Regions from separate parts of the Homo sapiens genome. Here region 2 is linked to region 1. A link is a contact called in ENCODE Hi-C data. All regions are on one chromosome and are shown on one strand. Each heading gives the region's core, a stretch centred on a gene start or an enhancer-like site at or near the end of the contact. The rest is flanking DNA. Distances are from core to core; before and after follow the strand shown. Region 1 has its middle 150 kb from the start of FAM161A. Region 2 has its middle 110 kb from the start of MIR5192.

Region 1 (4,094 bases), core at 464-2,963:
AAAGCAACAGTCCCGAGCCACCCTGAAGAGGCAAGCACTTTGAACTGCTTCTGTGTTGTAGTAACCTCCAGATCACTAATTCACCTCCTGGCCTAACTATTTCTTGATTTATCCGCCTTAGACATTCTCTATTAACTTCCTGATATGCTGGATGAGAATTTAGTTCACTTACACTCCTCTCGTTCCCCTCTCCTCCAAAGTGGTTGCATCACCATTCTCAATCTCTCCACTGGCCCTCTTTGCAACCTACTTAAGCTCCCTTCTTCGTTCTATTAATCATGGATAGTGTCTCTTGACTCCCTACTTCTACGATAAGGACATTAGTAGTCTATTCTTCCTCTCAAGAGGGAAGGTTTGTTTTGGTATGGTTTGGTTTGGTTTATTTTGTTCTAAAATGTGGAGATTCTTAAATAGGCCTCATGGGAAGGAATCAATGGCAGTAAATAATTGAAGATAGATGACAAAACAGTTGTTGGCATGAGATCCCCGAAGAGGCATAAGAGGACGAGGTAGAGCCCAGTGTGTGACATCTCCACAGCAGCACTACAATTTCCAGCACACATCTAGGAGTCTTCTGGGACCTACGGAACTCCTTTGTATCCTGGATCCAATCAGCTGTACAATTTCATAGATTTGCTTCTTCAATTTATCTCTTTCTATTCCCTTCTCTCCTGCTCGTGGCTTTAGCTCAGGCTTTCATTGTTTCTGACTTGGACAACAGGCTTCTTTTTTTTTTTTTTTTAAGTGAAGGCAAGTTTATTAGGAAAGTAAAGGAATAAAAGAATGGCTACTCCATAGGCAGAGCAGCTGACAAAAGACTTCTTTTTTTTTTTTTTTTTTTTTTTTTGAGACGGAGTCTTCCTCCAGCCCAGGCTGGAATGCAATGGCATGATCTTGGCTCACTGCAACCTTTGCCTTCTGGGTTCAAGTGATTCTCCTGCCTCAGCCTCCCAAGTAGCTGGGATTACAGACGCCCGCCACCTCAACCACAGACGCCTGCCACCTCACCCCGCTAATTTTTGTATTTTTAGTAGAGACGGGGTTCCACCATGTTGGCCAGGATGGTCTTGAACTCCTGACCTCAGGTGATCCGCCCGCCTTGGCCTCCCAAAGTGCTGGGATTACAGGTGTGAGCCATCATGCCCAGCCAATAAAAGACTTCTAACTGATCTCTTTCTCTACCCATTCTTCCCTCTCAAGTCTCTTACACTGATGCTGGGTTAATCTCTTACAGCAGAACTCTCATCATCCTACTCCCTTGTTCAACCTCCGCAGGCTGGCTTTCGAGGCCTTCCATAATGAGGTCCCAGCCCAGCATGGGATAATAAAGGTTCAATCTGGGAAGAGTGAGGCAGACGTCAGGGGCAAATGGAGAGTGTTCTTCACGCATAAACGCAGTTCCTCAGGCGCACCTGTTTTAACAAGAGCTTCGGGGCCAAAGGAGGTAGTGAAAAGGCATCCAAATGTGTCTACTGCAAAGTCAAATAGCCATAGCATGGGCTCTGGTTCAGAAATTCTCCTAATATTTCCTTTGGAAACTTACAAAGAAGAAATACAAAAAGCCAATAAACATATTTAAAAGTTCAACATCACTGATCTAGAAAGGCAGCCATGAGTGTGTCCCATTTTGTAAAGGGCTTCCTCTGCATCTGCTCTTAAATCAGTCACTAGACATCTTAGCTGGCAGCTGCCTTCCCCTCCTTCTCTGATCTGAGTCATTTGGGAACTAGATATGCCTGGCTTAGCGCACTAACTGTGGAGAGCATGTGAGGTATGTACCTCTGTGTCACAGAAACTCTAACACCGAGCAAGATTATTTTTAGAGGTGACCTTCTAGGTTCCACGGAAAAGTAAACAGACAGATGCACATGATTTCCTCTGAGAGACTCACAGTAAACAAACCAGCACACATGCACTCGCTATTATCCTGCGTCAGGTGAAAAGCTTTATTGAAAGCTGGAAATCAACCAGGATGAAGAGGGGGTAACTGAGTGAAAGATCACAGCATCCAGCTACTCAATCAGAAAGCTGCAGGTGGAACAACTTTTCCATTCTAAATTCTTGGAAAACATGTTGTTTTCAATAAATTTTCAATAGTTCCCCATGAAAATATTTGTAAAATGTATTACTTAATTTCTTGCCTTTCATTTTGTATTATTCTTTTTGTTGTTACGTTTGTTATTTTTCTTGTGTAATGTGTTTATTACTTTTAAATGAACATTTAACAAAACAGAAAAGTCTCCATAATCCTGCCCCTTGTTAATAGTTTGTTGGCCACCGGGGTGGCTCACACCTGTCATCCCAGTACTTTGAGAGGCTGAGGCAGAGGGATTGTTTGAGTCCAGGGGTTCGAGACCAGCCTGGGCAACATGGTAAAACCCCATCTCTACTAAAAATGCAAAAATTAGCCAGGCATGATAGCATTCACCTGTAATCCCAGCTACTCAGGAGACTCAGATGGGAGGATTGCTTGAGCCCAGGAGGTAAGAGGTTGCAGTGAGCTAAGATCGTACCACTGCACTCCAGCCTGGGCAACAAAGCCAGACCCTTTCTCAAAAAAAAAAAAGAAAAAGAAAAAGAAAAAAAATTATTGTATATGTCTCCAGATATTGTATACAAATACTCATATCTATATATCAACAAAATAAAAGATACAGTCTTACAACTTTCTTTTGTCATGTAGCAGTATATGTTGGGCAGCTTTTCATATTGGTATATATAGGTCTCACTCTATGTTGGATGTTTAGGTCATTTCCAGTGTTTCACTCTTACAAATAACGCAGAAGTAAGCATCTTTGAAAGATATCTTTGGGCACTTGCAATTGTCCAGCAAAAACTTGGACAACTTCTGGGAGTAAGAATTCTGGATCAAAATATTTACATATTTTAAAAGTTTTAATGTAGTTACTGCCAAATTGCTTTCCACCTGTCTCCCGAGACATATAAGAATAAATTTATTTCCCATGAAGACTTAGCACCTGACACAGTGCCTGGCACACAAGAGCTGTTTATTAATTGCTGTTTAGGTTAAATCATCATAAATATTCGTTATTGTTCTGGTTATGAAAACGATGCCTCTGACATGATTGAAATGCTTACCCTGTCTGCCTCACTCCTAATTGTCCCAGACATTGGAGGTATTTAAGTGCTGGTAAAGCACTGGAGTAGTAGTCATGGTAGTAGCAAATATAATTTTTAAGAAATAGGACAAAGGCCAGACTCAGTGGCTCAGGCCTATAATCCCAACATTGTGAGAGAACCAGGCGGGAGGATCACTTGAGCCCAGGAGTTCGAGACTAGCCTGGGCAACATGGCAAGATCCTGTCTCTACAAAAAATTTTAAAAATTAGCCAGGCATTTTAAAAATGGGACCTGCAGTCCCATCTACCCAGGATGCTGAGGTGGGAGGATCGTCACCTGAGCCCAGGAGGTTGAGGCTGCAGTGAGCCATGATCGCACCGCTGCACTCCATCCTGGGCAGCAGAATGAGACCCTGTCTCAAAAAAAACAAAAAGTACATATCACAATACTCCTGATTGACTCCTTGCTGGCAAGCTATTTGTTGTCACCTAAAATCATAGAATTCTACAGTAAACAGGAGCCTAGACATTAAATTATTTAAATGTTTCTTTTTTTATATGAATAAGTAAAAGCCCAGAGAGGTAGTGGTTGGTCAAAGGTTTGAGAATTTTACTTAAAGCACCTCTTCTTTCCCACCTTCCTTTTTTTGACTTAAATGCACAGGTTTAGTATATGTTTATTGCACTTGACTATATCATATAAATGAGGCACATTATTAACTAGAATATGTTTCCTCAAGTCTTTTTAGGTCTGTCAGTTTATCTGCCTAGAGCTTCCCTTCTTGGCTTCCTAATTTTCTACTGCAAGTCAGCCAAGGATTGAAAATCAGATTACCAAGCTTATTAGAACTATAAGTCAAGCATGAAACTATTAGAACTACATGTGAAGAGGTGGAATCACTGTGTGGTCTAAGGTTTTCCTACGTGTGAAACACAGGATCTCAATACCTTTCTGTCAGCTGTTTTGGCTACTCAGGACAGCTCATGTGTGTGTGTGCAGGCACAGCCAAGGCT
Region 2 (4,468 bases), core at 934-3,433, 610 kb before region 1:
AAGCATGGGGCTCTTGCCCTATCCCCATTTTTTCTCATGAGCACCTAGTGGAGGCCCATGGAAAAGGGCTTGTAGTGACAAACTCCCCTTCTCTCTGGGGCTCCCAGTCATTCTAAACTGATACGCGCCGGGTGCAGTGTCTCACGCCTGTAATCCCAGCACCTTGGGAGGCTGAGGCAGGCAGATCACTTGAGGTCAGGAGTCTTGAGACCAGCCTGGCCAACATGGTGAAACCCTGTTTCTACTAAAAATACAAAAATTAGCCAGGCATGGTGGTGCAGGCCTGTAATCCCAGCTACTTGGGAGGCTGAGGCATGAGAATGACTAGAACCTGGGAGGAGGAGGTTGCAGTGAGCCAAGATTGCACCACTGCATTCCAGCCTGGGTGACAGAGCAAGACTCTGTCTCAAAAATAAATTAATAAATAAACTGAATGCTAATCCATACTTAGTCTTCGGGAATCCAAGACATTTGAGTTCCTTCCTTTTTACCAACACCGGTGGTGGCCACTTCCTTCTGTTCTCTGCCAAAGACAGGACCCCCCTCATGGTATCCAAGCTGTGCAGTCACACAGTGCCCTGTGCTCAGAAGTTCCCCATATTTTTCACTGGGTCCTATAAATCTGTAAATGATGTAGCCAGTCCTGGGCAAAGGTAAAATAGCCCCTGTTCCCTATTTCTTCTCACGGGGGATAGTTACTCTTTGGAATTCAGTTCATTTCATTGCCTTGCGACCTCAGCTCTCTGACGAGTTCAAGAAAAGGTATGATTTGTAGATTATACGTCTTTTTCTCACCGTTTGGATGGGAGTTCTGTTCTTTTTTTTTTTTTTTTTTTTTTTTTGAGGTGGAGTCTTGCTCTGTCACCCAGGCTGGAGTGCAGTGGCACGATCTCAGCTCACTGCAAGCTCCGCCTCCCGGGTTCATGCCATTCTCCTGCCTCAGCCTCCCAAGTAGCTTGGACTACAGGCGCCCGCCACCATGCCCAGCTAATTTTTTATATTTTTAGTAGAGACGGGGTTTCACCGTGTTAGCCGGGATGGTCTCGATCTCCTGACCTTGTGATCCACCTGCCTCGGCCTCCCAAAGTGCTGGGATTACAGGCGTGAGCCACTGCACCCGGCCTGAGGAGTTCTGTTCTTTATTCATCTGCATCCTAAGCAAAAACAGCCTCTTTCTGTTAGAAATTATTTGAGGCCTCAAAGGGAGGTAACAGTGCTATGTTGTCTGCAGATTCCCTGCCAGGGATAAGTTGGTGATGGACAAGTGATTATCCCTGGGTGGTGTGACTCTTTTTTCTACTTTTTATTTGATTATATTATCCCAAATTACTTTTACAATGAGCAATCCCTGCTTGATTAAAAACAACTAGAGCATCAAACTTTGAAGCATCCCTTTTAAACTTTTTTTTGTTTTGTTTTGTTTTGTTTTTTAGTGACAGTGAAATGATCCCTCAGAGTTCCTTCCCTAGACTCACTGGAGAAAACAGCATATCCAGGGGCACAAAGTGATATTATACAGAAGGCACAGACAACAAATTAACAGAACTCTGCTGCTCTAGGACATAGCTCCTTCAATTCCTGGCCTTTGGATCAGGTGACAGAAGGGCCACTCTCTAAATATCTCCTTCCAGTACCATCATTTCTGCACTGGCTAGTAAGGACCAAATGTGGCCCCTGTTCCTTTCCTCCCATTCTGCTTTTGGGTAGTGGCTGCTTCCTGCTGAGACAGCATGTTTTTGGGCACTCCCTCTGGGAACATGGCATAAGAGGGAGTCAGAAGCCTTCCTCTCATCTCTGCCTCCAAGTCTATCACCTTAGACAAGTCGCTGATCCTCTCCAAGCCTCAGTTTTTTTTTTCATCTAAAAAATAAAGGTAAGCACGATAACCACCCCCACTGGGTTTTTTTTAAGGAGGACCAAATGTGATGATGTTTTAAAAAAGTATTTTACAAGCTGTAAAGAACCCTCATTATTCATCTTGGTAAGCAACTTATACCTGGGAGTAGAATGGGGTAGGGGACAGATGGAAATGGGTCCTCACGTTCACTTTCAGAGCTCATATTTTGGAGCAAAACTTGGAGATAATAGTATCTGACTCTTCTCTTGTCTTTTAACCACCACTCCCCTACACCCTGGTGAAACCTCAGTGTGTGGGTGTGGTTGCAGGGGCAGGCTATCTCTGTGGTCACAATACTCAGGGGGCCTCCTTCCTTCCTGCTACCTTCTCCCTGGCTGAGTGGGCATGTGTGTTGGGGAGAGCTTCTACTACCATCAAATAGAACCTATTAAGTACCTGGCAAGTGTTTCTCTGCTAGCTGGACACTAATCCTTTTCTGCAAGGGAGGGACCCCTTAATAGCCATCACTAGGACATCTTCTCTGCCCTTGCCAACGCAGCTGCTGCTTCATGATCTCCCTGGAACAGGAGGGAACTTCCCCCCCAAACAGAAGGTGTGCCCCATTACAAGGCCACAGAAATAAACTCCCTCTGCAGCTTCTCAACTAAATGGGGACTCCCAGATGGTAAGGCCCAAGTTCCAGGAGAAGCACAGCCAGGTTATCCCATGACAGGGAGCTGTCCACTACTGGCTGGTGGGCGATAGGGCACATCTGAAAAGGTGATTCTCTTTGACTAACTGCTCTTCATGGCATACAGCCTAGCAACTTGACCATTGATATTTCCTTTTTTCCTAGCATGGCTTTCTTTTATTTTATTAATTTATTTCAAAATTATATGTATCTGAACACCTGTGAACACATCTGTCAACCCAAGATCTAATTTTTTTTTTTTTGAGACAGGGTTTCACTGGTACCAAGGGGAGTGGCACAATCACGGCTCACTGCAACCTTGACCTCTTCAGGTTCAGGTGATCCTCCCACCTCAAGTAGCTATAGCTGGGACTATAGGTGCACCTGTAACAGGTGCACCAAGCTCAACTAATTTTTTAAATTTTTATTATTTTTGTAGAGACGAGGTCTCCCTGTGTTGCCCAGGCTGGTCTCAAACTCCTGGGCTCAAGTGATCTACCAGCCTTGGCCTCCCAAATGCTGGGATTACAGGCATGAGCCACTGCACCTGGCCTAAAATATCAACAATAACTTACATTTACCTGTGTGCTTCCCTTTACCCCTTTACTTCCATTTTGTCCTAATAATTTTCTTCCTTTAAAAAATAGTTAAATTAGTGTTATCCTTAATTAATGTTTAATTAATGTTAAATTATATTTGATTAACGTAATGCTTAATAAATGTTTAGTTTTAGTTGTTTTTAAACTTGTTAGAGGGCCAGCCACAGAGGCTCACACCTATAATCCCAGCACTTTTGGGGGCCAAGGTGGGAGGATCGCTTGAGCCCAGGAGTTAGAGACTAGCCTGGGCAACATGGCAAGAACCCATCTTTACAAAAAAATACAAAAATTAGCTGGGCATGGTGGCATGTGCCTGCTGTCCCAGCTGCTCAGAAGGCTGAGGCGGGAGGATCACTTGAGCCTGGGAAGTGGAGGTTGCAGTGAGCCGAGGTTGTACCACTTCACTCCAGCCTGGGTGACAGAGTTAGACCCTGTCTCAAAAAATAAATAAATGAAGAACACTTGATAGAAAGGTATTATGTTATAGGTAGTCTATATATAATTATATTGTAAGAACAGTGTAGCATGTAGTTATAGTTCATTGCTTTAATTGTGTAATATTCTACAGTGTGAATATTTCAATTTGCTTATTCATTTACCTGTCAGTGGACATTTGGGATGTTTCTGGTTTGATTTTGTTTGTTTTTGCTGATATCTACAGAGCTCCTAAGGGTATTCTAATAGATATATCTTGATGCACACATTGGGTCATAGAGAATGTGAATATTCAATTTTATAATATAGTTAATATAGTCAATAATAGTCAATAATAATAATAAAATGTATCAATCTGTTCTCTTTTTGGTTGGTACTTTTTTGTACCTAATTTAAGAATTCTTCCCCTCTTTTTAAATATTTTTTAGCGACAGGTCTTGTTCTCTTACTCAGGCTTCAGTGCAGTGGCTCAATCGTAGCTCACTGCAGCCTGGAACTCCTGGGCTCAAGCAATCCTCCTACCTCAGTCTCCTGAGTAGCTGGGACTACAGGCACATGCCACCACACCCAGACAATTTAAAACATTTTTTTATAGAGACAGGGTCTGCTTTGTTGCCCAGACTAGTCTCAAAATCCTGGCCTCAAGTGATCCCTCTACCTTGGCCTCCAAGAATGTTAGAATTACAGGTGTGAGCCACCGTGCCTGGCCTCTTCCCTTCTTTAGTCCAAGAAAGACAGTCCTCTATCTTTTCTACCAAGATAAACAATGAAGACATGCTTTGACATTGCCCAGTTTCATTTTTCTCCATATGGATGTTTTCCTAGCTTCAGTTATTGAATAGTTCCTCTTTTATCTCCTAATATGATATAGCGATTGATATTTTAACCATAACTTCACATTGATTC

What was found. A loop is a pair of places that touch in the nucleus more often than their neighbours do. Pooled maps may share reads with other maps.
Region 2: a loop to region 1 is called in a pooled map, with 4 times the contacts of the local background. The contact joins two enhancer-like sites. A Hi-C loop is called at or near these places in 6 of 37 single-sample maps with no recorded cell type and 4 of 50 pooled maps.

The regions. Positions count from the first base shown.
Region 1 is chr2:61,705,875-61,709,968 of GRCh38, reverse strand. No RefSeq gene overlaps it. Among named protein-coding and RNA genes, the nearest start is that of FAM161A, 150 kb to the left of the region's middle. Within about 2 kb of position 1,713, at least 8 of the 41 ENCODE cell types and tissues checked have a DNase peak (open chromatin) inside an H3K27ac peak, as active enhancers do.
Region 2 is chr2:62,311,751-62,316,218 of GRCh38, reverse strand. No RefSeq gene overlaps it. Among named protein-coding and RNA genes, the nearest start is that of MIR5192, 110 kb to the right of the region's middle. RefSeq lists enhancers at 2,306-2,405, 2,466-2,515. Within about 2 kb of position 2,183, at least 5 of the 41 ENCODE cell types and tissues checked have a DNase peak (open chromatin) inside an H3K27ac peak, as active enhancers do.